Regions from separate parts of the Homo sapiens genome. Here all the other regions are linked to region 4. The links are chromatin contacts, found by Hi-C or POLR2A ChIA-PET in ENCODE. All regions are on one chromosome and are shown on one strand. The core of a region is the stretch at or near the end of the contact, and the rest is flanking DNA. Distances in the headings are between cores, read along the strand shown.

The links. A loop is a pair of places that touch in the nucleus more often than their neighbours do. ChIA-PET counts read pairs that join two places held with the same protein, here RNA polymerase II (POLR2A). Pooled maps may share reads with other maps.
Region 1: a pooled map shows a loop between it and region 4 (25-fold over the local background). The contact joins the promoter of KDM6B here to the promoter of MNT in region 4. A Hi-C loop is called at or near these places in 2 of 168 maps with a recorded cell type or tissue (CD8-positive, alpha-beta T cell and ascending aorta), 3 of 37 single-sample maps with no recorded cell type and 17 of 50 pooled maps.
Region 2: a map of sigmoid colon shows a loop between it and region 4 (7-fold over the local background). The contact joins the promoter of PER1 here to the promoter of MNT in region 4. A Hi-C loop is called at or near these places in 1 of 168 maps with a recorded cell type or tissue (sigmoid colon) and 11 of 50 pooled maps. POLR2A ChIA-PET finds 5 or more read pairs at or near these places in 1 of 52 experiments (naive thymus-derived CD4-positive, alpha-beta T cell).
Region 3: a loop to region 4 is called in a map of CD8-positive, alpha-beta T cell, with 10 times the contacts of the local background. The contact joins the promoter of EIF4A1 here to the promoter of MNT in region 4. A Hi-C loop is called at or near these places in 2 of 168 maps with a recorded cell type or tissue (CD8-positive, alpha-beta T cell and naive thymus-derived CD4-positive, alpha-beta T cell) and 9 of 50 pooled maps.

What each region holds. Positions count from the first base shown.
Region 1 is chr17:7,832,829-7,835,593 of GRCh38, forward strand. KDM6B (lysine demethylase 6B) reads left to right here and starts at 1,389. Exons shown (of 24, transcript NM_001348716.2): 1 at 1,389-1,522. DNAH2 (dynein axonemal heavy chain 2) reads left to right here. Exons shown (of 86, transcript NM_020877.5): 84 at 26-100; 85 at 243-393; 86 at 551-914. The coding sequence ends at 705. It overlaps LOC124904106 (translation initiation factor IF-2), which reads right to left. Exons shown (of 4, transcript XM_047437265.1): 4 at 2,580-2,765. RefSeq lists enhancers at 481-1,092, 1,723-2,222 and a silencer at 1,361-1,520.
Region 2 is chr17:8,150,981-8,153,680 of GRCh38, forward strand. It overlaps PER1 (period circadian regulator 1), which reads right to left and starts at 1,424. Exons shown (of 23, transcript NM_002616.3): 1 at 1,357-1,424. RefSeq lists enhancers at 48-157, 1,371-1,665 and a silencer at 318-417.
Region 3 is chr17:7,571,529-7,574,228 of GRCh38, forward strand. EIF4A1 (eukaryotic translation initiation factor 4A1) reads left to right here and starts at 1,297. Exons shown (of 11, transcript NM_001416.4): 1 at 1,297-1,336. The coding sequence starts at 1,314. It overlaps SENP3 (SUMO specific peptidase 3), which reads left to right. Exons shown (of 11, transcript NM_015670.6): 11 at 1-441. It overlaps SENP3-EIF4A1 (SENP3-EIF4A1 readthrough (NMD candidate)), which reads left to right. Exons shown (of 22, transcript NR_037926.1): 12 at 756-1,336. RefSeq lists enhancers at 635-694, 725-774, 795-854, 975-1,044, 1,551-2,306 and 2 more and silencers at 1,215-1,274, 1,285-1,344, 2,245-2,384.
Region 4 is chr17:2,399,720-2,402,612 of GRCh38, forward strand. It overlaps MNT (MAX network transcriptional repressor), which reads right to left and starts at 1,341. Exons shown (of 6, transcript NM_020310.3): 1 at 921-1,341. The coding sequence starts at 993. RefSeq lists enhancers at 1-25, 26-596, 1,887-1,936, 2,308-2,878, 2,879-2,893 and silencers at 1-306, 827-886, 1,037-1,116, 1,307-1,616, 2,267-2,586.

The DNA of each region.
Region 1 (2,765 bases), core at 139-2,638, 5.4 Mb after region 4:
TCTTATTCTCACCTTCAACCCCCAGGTTTCAGTGGACAGCCTCTCCTGGGAGTTTATCGTTTCCACTGTGGATGACAGCAACCTAGTGTATCCCCCCAAGGTGGGAGCCAGTTGTGCTTGGGGCTCTGAGCAAAAGAGGGTACTGGAAATAATTGGACGAAAAGGGAGGAGAGAGGGAGCAGGTCAGGGGCGCTGGCAATTGAAGTCTAGCTTCTCCCAGACCTGCTCCCATTTCTCCCCAGGATGGTGTCTGGGTCCGGGGCCTGTACCTGGAAGGTGCTGGCTGGGACCGGAAGAACTCCTGCTTGGTGGAGGCAGAGCCCATGCAGCTTGTCTGCCTCATGCCCACGATCCACTTCCGGCCTGCAGAGAGCCGCAAGAAGAGCGCCAAGGGTGGGACAGCTCCCCAGGCAGGACCTGCCTGCCCCGTCCCTAGTTTGGAACTTAACCCATTCTCTGCTCCAGCCCATCCCACACCCGCTCCTGCCCTGCTCCTGCCCTGCTCTCCCGGAGGCTCCAGGGGTCTGACTTCTCCTCTCCTTTCCCCCAGGCATGTACTCCTGCCCCTGCTATTACTATCCCAACCGGGCAGGCAGCTCAGACCGAGCCTCCTTTGTCATCGGCATTGACCTGCGGTCTGGGGCCATGACACCTGATCATTGGATCAAGAGGGGCACTGCTCTACTCATGAGCCTGGACAGCTGAGACCTCCTCCTCTTCTCCGCTTGAGAGAGAGGGTCAGGGACTCCAGGAGCTAAGACAGATGTTGCACCTAGGACTGAGGCCGGACCTCACTCAGACTTTGACCTTGGCCGAATTTGTGTGATGTGGCCCTGGAGATACCTAGTTGTGTTAGCCATAAAAGTGAAAGAGTTGTATTGGAGCTCAGTGCTGTAAAACACCCGCGACAACAAGCCTTAAGTCTCTCAATGCAATGGTGAGGGTCTGGGGAGGGAGGAAGCCCAGGCCTCACGGAGGACAGAGCTACTGCGGAGCTGCTACTGGACGGGGAAAGAAGCGAGGGAGGTGGGGCGGCCTGGAGCGGAACGGAGGCGTGGCCCTGAACGAATGGGCAGGGCGGAGCCGCCTGAAGAGGCTGTGGCTTAAGTCTCCGGGCAGGACTTCAGTGGGTGGGGCGGGGCTTACCTTAGAAGGGCGCGTGATCCAAATGAGTAGGGATTTGTCAGGCAGGGATCAGGGCTGAACCCCGTACACTGCACCCTGAGGCCCGCACCCTGAAGCCCGCACCCCGCACCCGGCATCCTAGCCGGCACCCGCCCTGAGGCGAGCGGGACCGGCAGAAGACGGGGCGGAGCCGGAGAGGGGGACTAGAGCGCGAGGAGGGGCGGGACCACAAGGGGGCGGGGCTGGGGAGCGGGGGTGCGGGTGTTTGTGTTGGAAAATCCAACTGCGCCACTGGGCGGAGCGGCCCCCCCAGCCCCGGCCTGGGAGAAGGGGGGGCCGCTCGACCCCCTGGGATACCTTGGGGAGCCTGAACACCTGGGACCCCCCCCAGAACCAGGTAACGGGGAGCCGCGAGGACGTCTGTAAAGAGGGAAACCCTCTCCTTGCAGCAGGGCAGGACGCCTGAGTCTCTGGAGGGGTAGAGCTGGGGATGGACGTTTGGGTCTTGGGAAGGGCACTGGGAAGAAGACTGGGGCGGAGGTCATGGGTCCCCTAGAAGAGAGAACGGCGGGGAAGGAGGAAGAACTGGGAGGCAGATGTCTCAGGTTCCAAATGTCCAGAGGGGCCTGAAAGGACTCCCCGTTCCCCTTGGGCTGGGATTCCCCTTCCCGACTCCAGGGCGGGGCGGGGCGGGGCGCGGCGGTCCTTACTGAAGGGCAGGACTAAAGGGCAGAGTTTGCAGACAGGTCAATGCCATGGCCCAGTAAGGTCAGATGTGGTCAGACTTGGGTGTGTCCCGGTCCCAGGACTACTTTAAGTCTCCCTCCAGTTCTCTGCACGGGTGAGGTGTAGAAGCCTCAGCCTGACCTTCCCACCAGCGGCCCCGAGAGCTTCCCAGCGGTAGCCTTCGCCTTCTTCCCACCACCCCCCTGCGCCTCCCTTTCACTCCGTCTCGCCCCGCTAGCCTCCTCATCCCTAGTCCTTCTCCCACTCCGCCGTTCCCGAACCCTAGCGCGCCCCGCACGGCTTCTCGGTGCGGAGCCTTCCCAACGTAGCCACAAGATGGCGAGGGCGAGACGCACCCAGGGCAGGTGGGGGATGTGACCGTGAAAGTAGCTGAAGCCCCCCGCCCCGGTCCGAGGGAAAGGTAGGCTGAGGCCCCCACTTGACTTCCTGTGATCTGGGCCCCCTCACAGGAAATTGTGGGCAGGAGGTCGCAGCGCAGAAGACGGGGAGGGGGCTGGGGACTCAATCTCCGCCTCTCCCGGCTGGGGTAAATAGTGGGGAGGGGGGCACGCGGGGTGGTTGCTAAGCGACGTAGATTCGCTTCCTGTTTGCTGCAGCTTATGTTGTGACACTGGTGGGGGTTAGAGACAGCGGAGGGCCTGAAGACTGTGGGGAAGGCCGAGGGCAGGACGCCTGGTTCCCGGGACAGGAAGAGCCCTGGGAGGAAGGCGGGGAGGTAGCGAGCTGCGCCGCGACCGAAGGGGACTCGGTGGTTGTCCGGAGGGGGTTAGGGACCGAGGCGCAGCGTTGACCTCGGCTCCCCTTCCCTCCCCTGGGTTGCTTGTCCTGTTGCCAGAGTAACTGGAGGGCGAGACTTGGGAGCCGGATTCCCGAACTCTCCCGTCCGCCCAATC
Region 2 (2,700 bases), core at 174-2,673, 5.8 Mb after region 4:
CAATGGGGAGTCAGGATGTCTCCTGTACCCTTAGGGGGACTGCCAGCGGGAGAAGGTTCTCCGGGGCCTTCCTTCACATCCCCTGCCACCATGGCCTGAGCAGTCAATGAGAACCACGGCTGTAGACAAAAACCTGGACACTTCCCATTCCCAAGTTCCCATTAGGTGTCCACTCTGCCTGGGCCTCCAAGGCCTCGGAGCAGGAGGTGAGCTGGTCGCCTCCTATATTTAGGCCTCCAGGCTAATTTTATCCGGGGGCGGTGCCACCCCCGCTGCACATGCGCGCCGACGTGCGCGGCCCCACCACGCGCTTCCGCCGCCGCCACGGTCGCCAGGGAAACCGACGTCAGCTGCTGAGCTCAGCGGTTGCTGGAGGGACCACAGGAGGGCGGGAGGAGCGACCCCTCCCCCATTTCCCGGCGGAAGTGGGGGAACGGCCCACTCTCACACTGGTGGGCGCGGCCGGGGGGGTCACGCATCCCTTACATATCCCCAGTCCCAGGATGGCTCGGTGGCCGTAAGAAGTGGGACGGCCTATTAGGATCCCAGGGTTGGTCCTGGCTTCCCCAGGACGAAGCACAACGGCCACTGCCCTCGGCGCAAAAGCCCCTCAACCTGACTCTCGCCTGGATCCCAGTCATTCTGGTCAAGACAACACAACCTTTCCTTCTTTAGCCCCTGCGCTGCTTCCCCACCACAAGGACCGAAGCCGGCAACCTGCCATCGTCAAGGACCCGAGGATCCTCTCTCTTCAGTCCCCTACTTTTCTGGCCAGACCCCCCCACCAACCCCAAGCCTTGGGCAGAAGACACACAACAGCCAACAGATCTTTCTTCCCCTACTCCCCGTCCAACCACACCCCTACTACTGAGCATTTTCTGAGCGCCAGGGGAAAAGGGAAGGTTGTGGCCAACAGCAGGAACCAGCGCTGGGAACGGGATGTTCTAGTCCGAAGTGGGCTGACATCACAGGCGGCGCAGGGCCAGGGACTGGAGAACAGAGACACGGGGAGCGCTGAAAGCCTAATAGGGTCCTGGTACCGGGGCAAACCTGGGGCCCCTCGAGTAACGAGCAAGAAGACCGGGGCATGCCCGCTGAGAGTCGGCTGTGGGGCCGGGAAAGCTGGGACGGGGAGGTGGGGACAAGCTGGAGGTAAGATGAGTGGGTCAGGAGTGCAGACTCCCGGTGCAAGATTTCGAGGAGGACTTCGGTCCTTGGGGGCAGGGAGAGGGTGGGTAGCGGTAAGGACGACAGTGTGCCCTCTGCCTGGGCCGAAAGTAGCCCATCAGATTGGAAGTGGCAGCGGTCCGGCTCAGGGACGGAGATCGGCCCCAGGATGGCCGCAGAGATGCCTACCTGGTCGCAGGAGTGTCCTCCGCACGCCTGCCCGCCGCCGCTCCAGCCCGCAGCCGAGTGGAAGCTCCACCGGGCGGGCGGGGAGGCGGGTTGCATAATGCCGGGCACTGCCCCCTCATTGGCCTCTTGCCGACGGAGCCGCAGGCCCCGCCCCCGATTGGCTGGGGATCTCTTCCCGGCGCCTGATTGGCTAGTGGTCTCCACTAAGGTCAGGGCTGTGTCACACACACGGGCGCACGTGGACCTGGGTGCTGGTGCTGGGCTGAAGAGCCCCAGACACCGCCCAGCCAATGGGCGCAGGACGCTTGCACATTGAATAATGGAAGGGAGGAGAGAGGGAGATACGCTGCGCCTCTTTAGGGAAAAAGCCCGGCCCGGGGTAGGTGCTCAAGACTTGTCTACTTCCTGAACGCACTAGCCTTGCAGAACACAACATCTTGGCATCTTCGCCTTTCCAAGGGTGAGGAAAAGGAATGGCGCTGCAAGTTAGGCCACGCTGGATGAGATGGGTGGTCCTTGAGAGGAGGGGAGAGACAGAAACCTGCCTGGGCCTCTCCTGGGTTCCTTTCCCAACCTTGTTCCCTCCCAACCTTCGTTCTACATAATGAAGCCCTTTAACCGAAGCACTTCCTCTGACACTTCAAATCCTGGGAGAGGACAGTTAAGGGTCCACGTGTGACCGGTGGGTGAGTGGGTGGAGGAAGGATGCGGACAATGGAAGGGGCAACCAGAGCCAATAGTGGCTGTGAAGGGAAACAATGGCAGGTGCTTCTATGGCCACTCAGAGACAAGGTCTCCGGGCAGCCTACGTGGTGTCTAGTACTTTCCTCCAGAGGACGCAGCCACCCACAGTTAAAGCTGCCCCAAAAGTGGGGGCCAGGAAGCCAGGACTACAGAGGGACCAAGGGGATGGCCCAGAGAAGAGGCCAGCTGGGGCCCTAGACAGAGAAATGTGGGGTGGCAAGGGCTTCATATTTCCACTGCTTGGAAAAGAGAAAGCCAAACTCCAGGGGCCCAGACGGAACGTCATCTGTCTCATTCACTGTAGTCTCCAGAGCCCAGGACAGGACCTGACACATGGCAAGTGATCGATAAACATGATTTTTTTTTTTTTAAACAAGGATAGGTTGGGGAGGTGGGAAAAGAGTGTCAACAGGAGAAAGGGGGCTGGGAATTCTGATTCTCTAAAAGAGATGAGTAGTCCTAGAAAGAGAACAGGGGCACGATTTGCAGGCAATAAAATGTTAGTCTGGGCTCAGGAGAGCTGCAGTTACACAGCCCCCTCCATCCAGGACCGTGATGAGTAGTTCCTCGCAGGGCTCCCTGGAAACGTGGGTAGTAGAT
Region 3 (2,700 bases), core at 47-2,546, 5.2 Mb after region 4:
GGGAGTCCCTTCCCAAGAAACTCCAGTTCCTTTCCTCTCTTGCCTCTTCCCACTCACTTCCCTTTGGTTTTTCATATTTAAATGTTTCAATTTCTGTATTTTTTTTTCTTTGAGAGAATACTTGTTGATTTCTGATGTGCAGGGGGTGGCTACAGAAAAGCCCCTTTCTTCCTCTGTTTGCAGGGGAGTGTGGCCCTGTGGCCTGGGTGGAGCAGTCATCCTCCCCCTTCCCCGTGCAGGGAGCAGGAAATCAGTGCTGGGGGTGGTGGGCGGACAATAGGATCACTGCCTGCCAGATCTTCAAACTTTTATATATATATATATATATATATATATATATATATATATATATATATATATATATATATATATATATATATAAAAATATATAAATGCCACGGTCCTGCTCTGGTCAATAAAGGATCCTTTGTTGATACGTAAGTGGTGGTCTTCCTTAAGGGGCTTCAAATTAGTGGATATGCTTAGCTCAGACCTTCCAGCCAGTCTCTTGAGACTAAAGGGTTCAGCTTTCCATCCCTGGCTCAGGCACTGCCAACACCTTGTCTTCACCCAAACAAATCCCCGAGATGGGAGCAGAGAGCAGGAAGGAGGGAAAGTAGATAAGCCTCAAGAATAAGGGCATCCGAGAGGGAAGCTGGGGAACTGGACACAAGGGACTGGGGAGGGGACCAACCAGGATTCATGATAGTACCCCAAAGCCCTTTACAGTTTTCTTCCATCCCTCCACCATCCAGCCAGGGGAATCCTCCCATCCCTACGATATCGCTGTTGATTCCTTCATCCCTGGCACACGTCCAGGCAGTGTCGAATCCATCTCTGCTACAGGGGAAAACAAATAACATTTGAGTCCAGTGGAGACCGGGAGCAGAAGTAAAGGGAAGTGATAACCCCCAGAGCCCGGAAGCCTCTGGAGGCTGAGACCTCGCCCCCCTTGCGTGATAGGGCCTACGGAGCCACATGACCAAGGCACTGTCGCCTCCGCACGTGTGAGAGTGCAGGGCCCCAAGATGGCTGCCAGGCCTCGAGGCCTGACTCTTCTATGTCACTTCCGTACCGGCGAGAAAGGCGGGCCCTCCAGCCAATGAGGCTGCGGGGCGGGCCTTCACCTTGATAGGCACTCGAGTTATCCAATGGTGCCTGCGGGCCGGAGCGACTAGGAACTAACGTCATGCCGAGTTGCTGAGCGCCGGCAGGCGGGGCCGGGGCGGCCAAACCAATGCGATGGCCGGGGCGGAGTCGGGCGCTCTATAAGTTGTCGATAGGCGGGCACTCCGCCCTAGTTTCTAAGGATCATGTCTGCGAGCCAGGATTCCCGGTAAGAAAGGCATTTGCAAGAGATTGTGGCTGCTTATTTTGCCGCCCCCTTCCGACGGGCCCGCCGGGGGTAGCTGAGAGGCCCACCAGGGTTGCGGGAGAAACCGAACCGGGTGGGGGGAGGGTCCGACTTGGAGGGGCGAGGGGGAAGACCCACGGCCGACGCGGCCACCAGGTCGAGGCGGAGGGTAGGGACAGCCCGGCTAGGGTCAGGCGTGCGAGGTCTGTTACGAGGCCTCGACCCGAGGCGGTGCCATGCGCGAAGCCCCGGCGCTGAGTGGCGAGACGGGGTCGCGACCTGGCGTGGGAAAGAAAGGTGGAGGCGGCCGCCACTATGTGTGGCCCAGAGCCGGCAGGTCCGGTTGCCTCCCTGTGCCGGGGGAGGGACGGCGCGCGGGGTTCCGGAGCATTCTGACGGTACCACTCGCGAGAGGCGGGGGTGCCTGGTCCTTAGATCCAGTCACTTCGTCGCGGCTAAAACACGGGTCGGGGAGAAGAAACCGGCCGTTCAGTGTGCTGGTTTTCTTGACGGCCAGGACTGAGCCTAACCCCGAGGAGCGGCCGCGTGAGGCACCAGGAGCCCACCCGGCGCCGGGCGGGCGGGTCCATTTTGCCGCACAAGCCGGGCTATTGGCAAACTGCGGATGGGCAGGTCCACCTTCCTTCGGGGGTGAGCGGCCTGAGGTATGGGAGGGCGACGCTACTTCGCGACGGGGGCGGGCGGGATGTGGATTGTTCATGGAGGGGTGGGAGACGCCGCCGGGTGGTCGAGGGAGCGAGCACATGGTGGCCTGAGGCGTTCCCCTCCCCCAGTCTGCTTCGCTTCTAAGTGTTGTGCAATCTCCCCCTTTGCTAGCTCGGCTTGGGCTCATTGTGCGCGAGGCCGCCACCGCCCGCGGCCTCCCACATCCGGGCAACGCGAGGGGGGGGCTTCGGCTGGAGGGAGTGGGGGAGGGCGCGGGCGGGATGACGTGGGGGGAAGGGGATGTCCTACCCTCCGATCTGGGAGGTGAAGGGCGGGACTTCCAGCGCGCTGGTGCTGCGGTGGGAGGTGCACGCGCTTGGGCTTTAAGCGGCTGGGTCGGGCCCACGTGGACCCGGCGGCAAGCACCACCTCTGGGCACCGTGAGCGCGGCGGCACGCCTGCCGGCCTGTCTTCAGAAAGGGTCACCCCCTTATGTCGGGGGTGGCCTGGCCTGAGCCGCTGCCTGCATGGGGCAAATGCCTCAGTTTTATAGAAACTCCTCCTTTGGGTATTTTTTGGGAGCTGGTGGGAGTTGGATCTGGGACAGCAGATTGATGGCATCATGCAGGCCACTCCTGACAGAGCCCGGCTGTCAGGATTTCTGAGTGCTTCGGTCGGGC
Region 4 (2,893 bases), core at 91-2,590:
TCCCCGGTGCACGTGGTCGGGGGCGGAGCCCGTCCACGTCACCACCCGGTGTAACCAACGGGCTCGGAACGCAGGCACACGCAACATTCCAGGCGAGAGCGGGTTTGGAACGCGCAGACACGCCACATTCCACACTGGCTAAAGCGGGGCGCAGCGAGGGGGGCCCGGGGGCTGACCCCCAGCGACCCGCGGGCCATTTCGCAAACGCCCAATTAGCCCGGCTTTCACCCAAACCCCGGACGCGCAGCCCAGCCCAGCTCTGGGAGGCGGGGTCAGGCGGGGCTGGCCAGGATCATAAGACACGCGATGTCATTTCATTCTGCAAAGGCCGCCTCCGCCCCAAGCGGCGCGTAGATCTGCCGGGAGCGCCCCCCGCACCCTCCCCACGGGGCCAGGGAAGCCGAAGAGCTGCTCCGCGTAGAGTAGTCCCCACCCCCACTCCGTTACACACACGCCCACTCGTGTGCTATACACACGCCCGTGTACACGTCCGTTCATCTGCTCTTCCCGAGGCTCACATCACACATCCCCCGTGCACACACGCACGCACACGCGAGCCTGCCACCCCCACGCAACACCATTCCTCACCCCACCCCCCGGCTCACACATCCTCAGTGCCACCGAGGGCTCCGCTGGCCCACGCAAAAGCAGCCCACCACAGAAGGGGCACAGGGGTGCCACGCAGCCGGGGTGGCGCCCGCAGGAGCCAGGTCCCTCGCAGCATGTTAATGAATTCATTAATTAATTTCACTGCCCACATCACCCCTCCCCAGGCGGCGGCTCTCGCGGGGAGCCGTGCGCTGCCAGGCTCCGCAGGCCGCCCGGGAGGGGGCCCTGTCCGCGGTTTCGCGTGGGTTCGGGGACCGGGGTCACTCGCTTCCCCTTCCCCAGTGCCCCAGGGGCCCAGCCCGGCCGCTCACCACGTGCTCTCTGTTGTTGCTGCGCTTGCCATTCCAGGAAGCGGGCCGCCTCCAGTAGCGTCTCTATGCTCATCGCGCCGAGAGCTGCCGGGGGCGCGCCGGGGCCGAGGCTGCGGCCCGCGAGCCGGGCACAGGTCAGGCTGGCGGGCAGGCAGGAGGGAGGGATCACCTCCGGGGGGCGACAGGGCTGGGCGGCGCAGCGCACTCCGCAGGGAAGAACGGGGGAGCACGGGGAGAAAAATCAATGTCTCTCAAAATATTTGCAAAATATAAAATTGCAAATTTAAAAAAATGGGATGCAAAAAAAAAAAAAAGGCGGCACTGCCTCCCTTCTTCCCCTCCCTCTCTACCTCCCTTCCGATGCCTCCCGCCCCGCGGCCCCCGGGAGTCCCGCCGACAAGAAAGGGCTTTGCAACAAGATGGCGAGGAGGCACCGACACACACAACAAGGGAAGGAGCCGCGCTGCCCCCGGCCGCCGCCCCCGCTACTACACCGGGGCCACAGCCAAAGCCCGGACCGGAGCCCCCGCCCGCAGGGCCGCGGCGTCTCGCGAAGGGAGGGGCGGGTCCTGCGCTGCTGGCCCCGCCCCCCGGATCCGGCGCGCGCACACGTGGCCCGGGCAGGGAGGGAGAGGTCCGAGCGGGGTGTGCGCGCCGCGGTTCCGCTTTCCTGCTGGCCCCGCCCCGGCTGCAAGCCACAAGTTGGGCCGGGGCGGTGCGTTTGGGTCGTTCACGACGAAATCTGTCCTGCTGGAGGGAGGGTAGGGTGAACAATTCAAGATTTAACAGAGTTCCAACCAGGATATTCCGGGTCAGGGAAACCTTGGGAATGGCAGAGACTGGCCTGACCCTGGGTCTCCACGCTCCACCCACTCGCGACCTAAATCCCGCAATCGCCGGGCTGTCGCAATTCCCCCGGGATCCGCCCCTGGGCGGAGCTGCCGGCGACTGGAGACTGTCAAGAGAACCAGCGGAGGGAGCGGAGCGGCAGTCCGGCTCCGCGTTTTGTCTCCGTTCCTCCCCCCGCAGTGCGTTCGCATCCTATTAGGGGACGTCACCGGGCCGCGAGCCAATGGGCGGGCAGGACAACACGGCATGGAGCAGCTCCACATGGACACCCCGCGCCGCCAGCCTTCGGTTTAAAGGGCCAGTGTCTGCAGGTCACATTCGCGGGTGCGGATGGGGCCACTGGGCGAACCCAGGGTGGGATGCCGTAAGGGGAATCCCGCAGTCGTGCCCTGGCCTCTCCATTCCTTTTCACCACCTTCCATTTAAAACCAGGCCTTTATCTTTCCTTCCCCTGAACTCCAGTCTTTGTCCACGCGTATTCGATGTGGGTGGAGATACGGACTGTGCCACCCCATGGGCCACCCTTTCCTCTGGGGCCGGGGCCAGGGCGGGGAACACGAAGCGCCCGCAGCCCAGACCGGGGGGCGTGGCCCAAATCGGGAACAACAACGTGGAGGGCGGAAGCCCGGCCCTCCCCGCGCCTGGCGACCGGCGGTGGGCGGGGCGCGGGGGCGGGGTCCGCTGCGGCCGGCTGGAACCGCGCTCCCCAGAGGGAGGGACCCCCCGTCGCCCGCCCGCCCGCCCGCGTCTTCCGGGCTCGAGTGTTTAGGGGAGCTCGGGTGCAATCGGAGAGTTAGCTCTTTGAGGCCGGCTGCCCTTAAATCCTCTCACTTCACACATAAGGAAACTGAGGCCGTGACGGCCAAGGACTCGCCTAAGGTCGTTCCGTATTCCACCTGCTCCTCTCTCCCGAAGCGGGGGCACTCTTCCCTGACCCCAGGGACGACTCTGAAGCCAGTTCTGGAGGAGGGCCCCCAATTAGAAAAATGCCAGGGAGGAATAGCAACCCTGACCACTTAACACACTGTGATTGGGGCAACAAAAATCTTCACCTGAGACCCAACTCCGCTGTTCTGCTTCCTCGGTGGAAGCCACACGAACCCCACTGGTACAGCGGCAGCGAT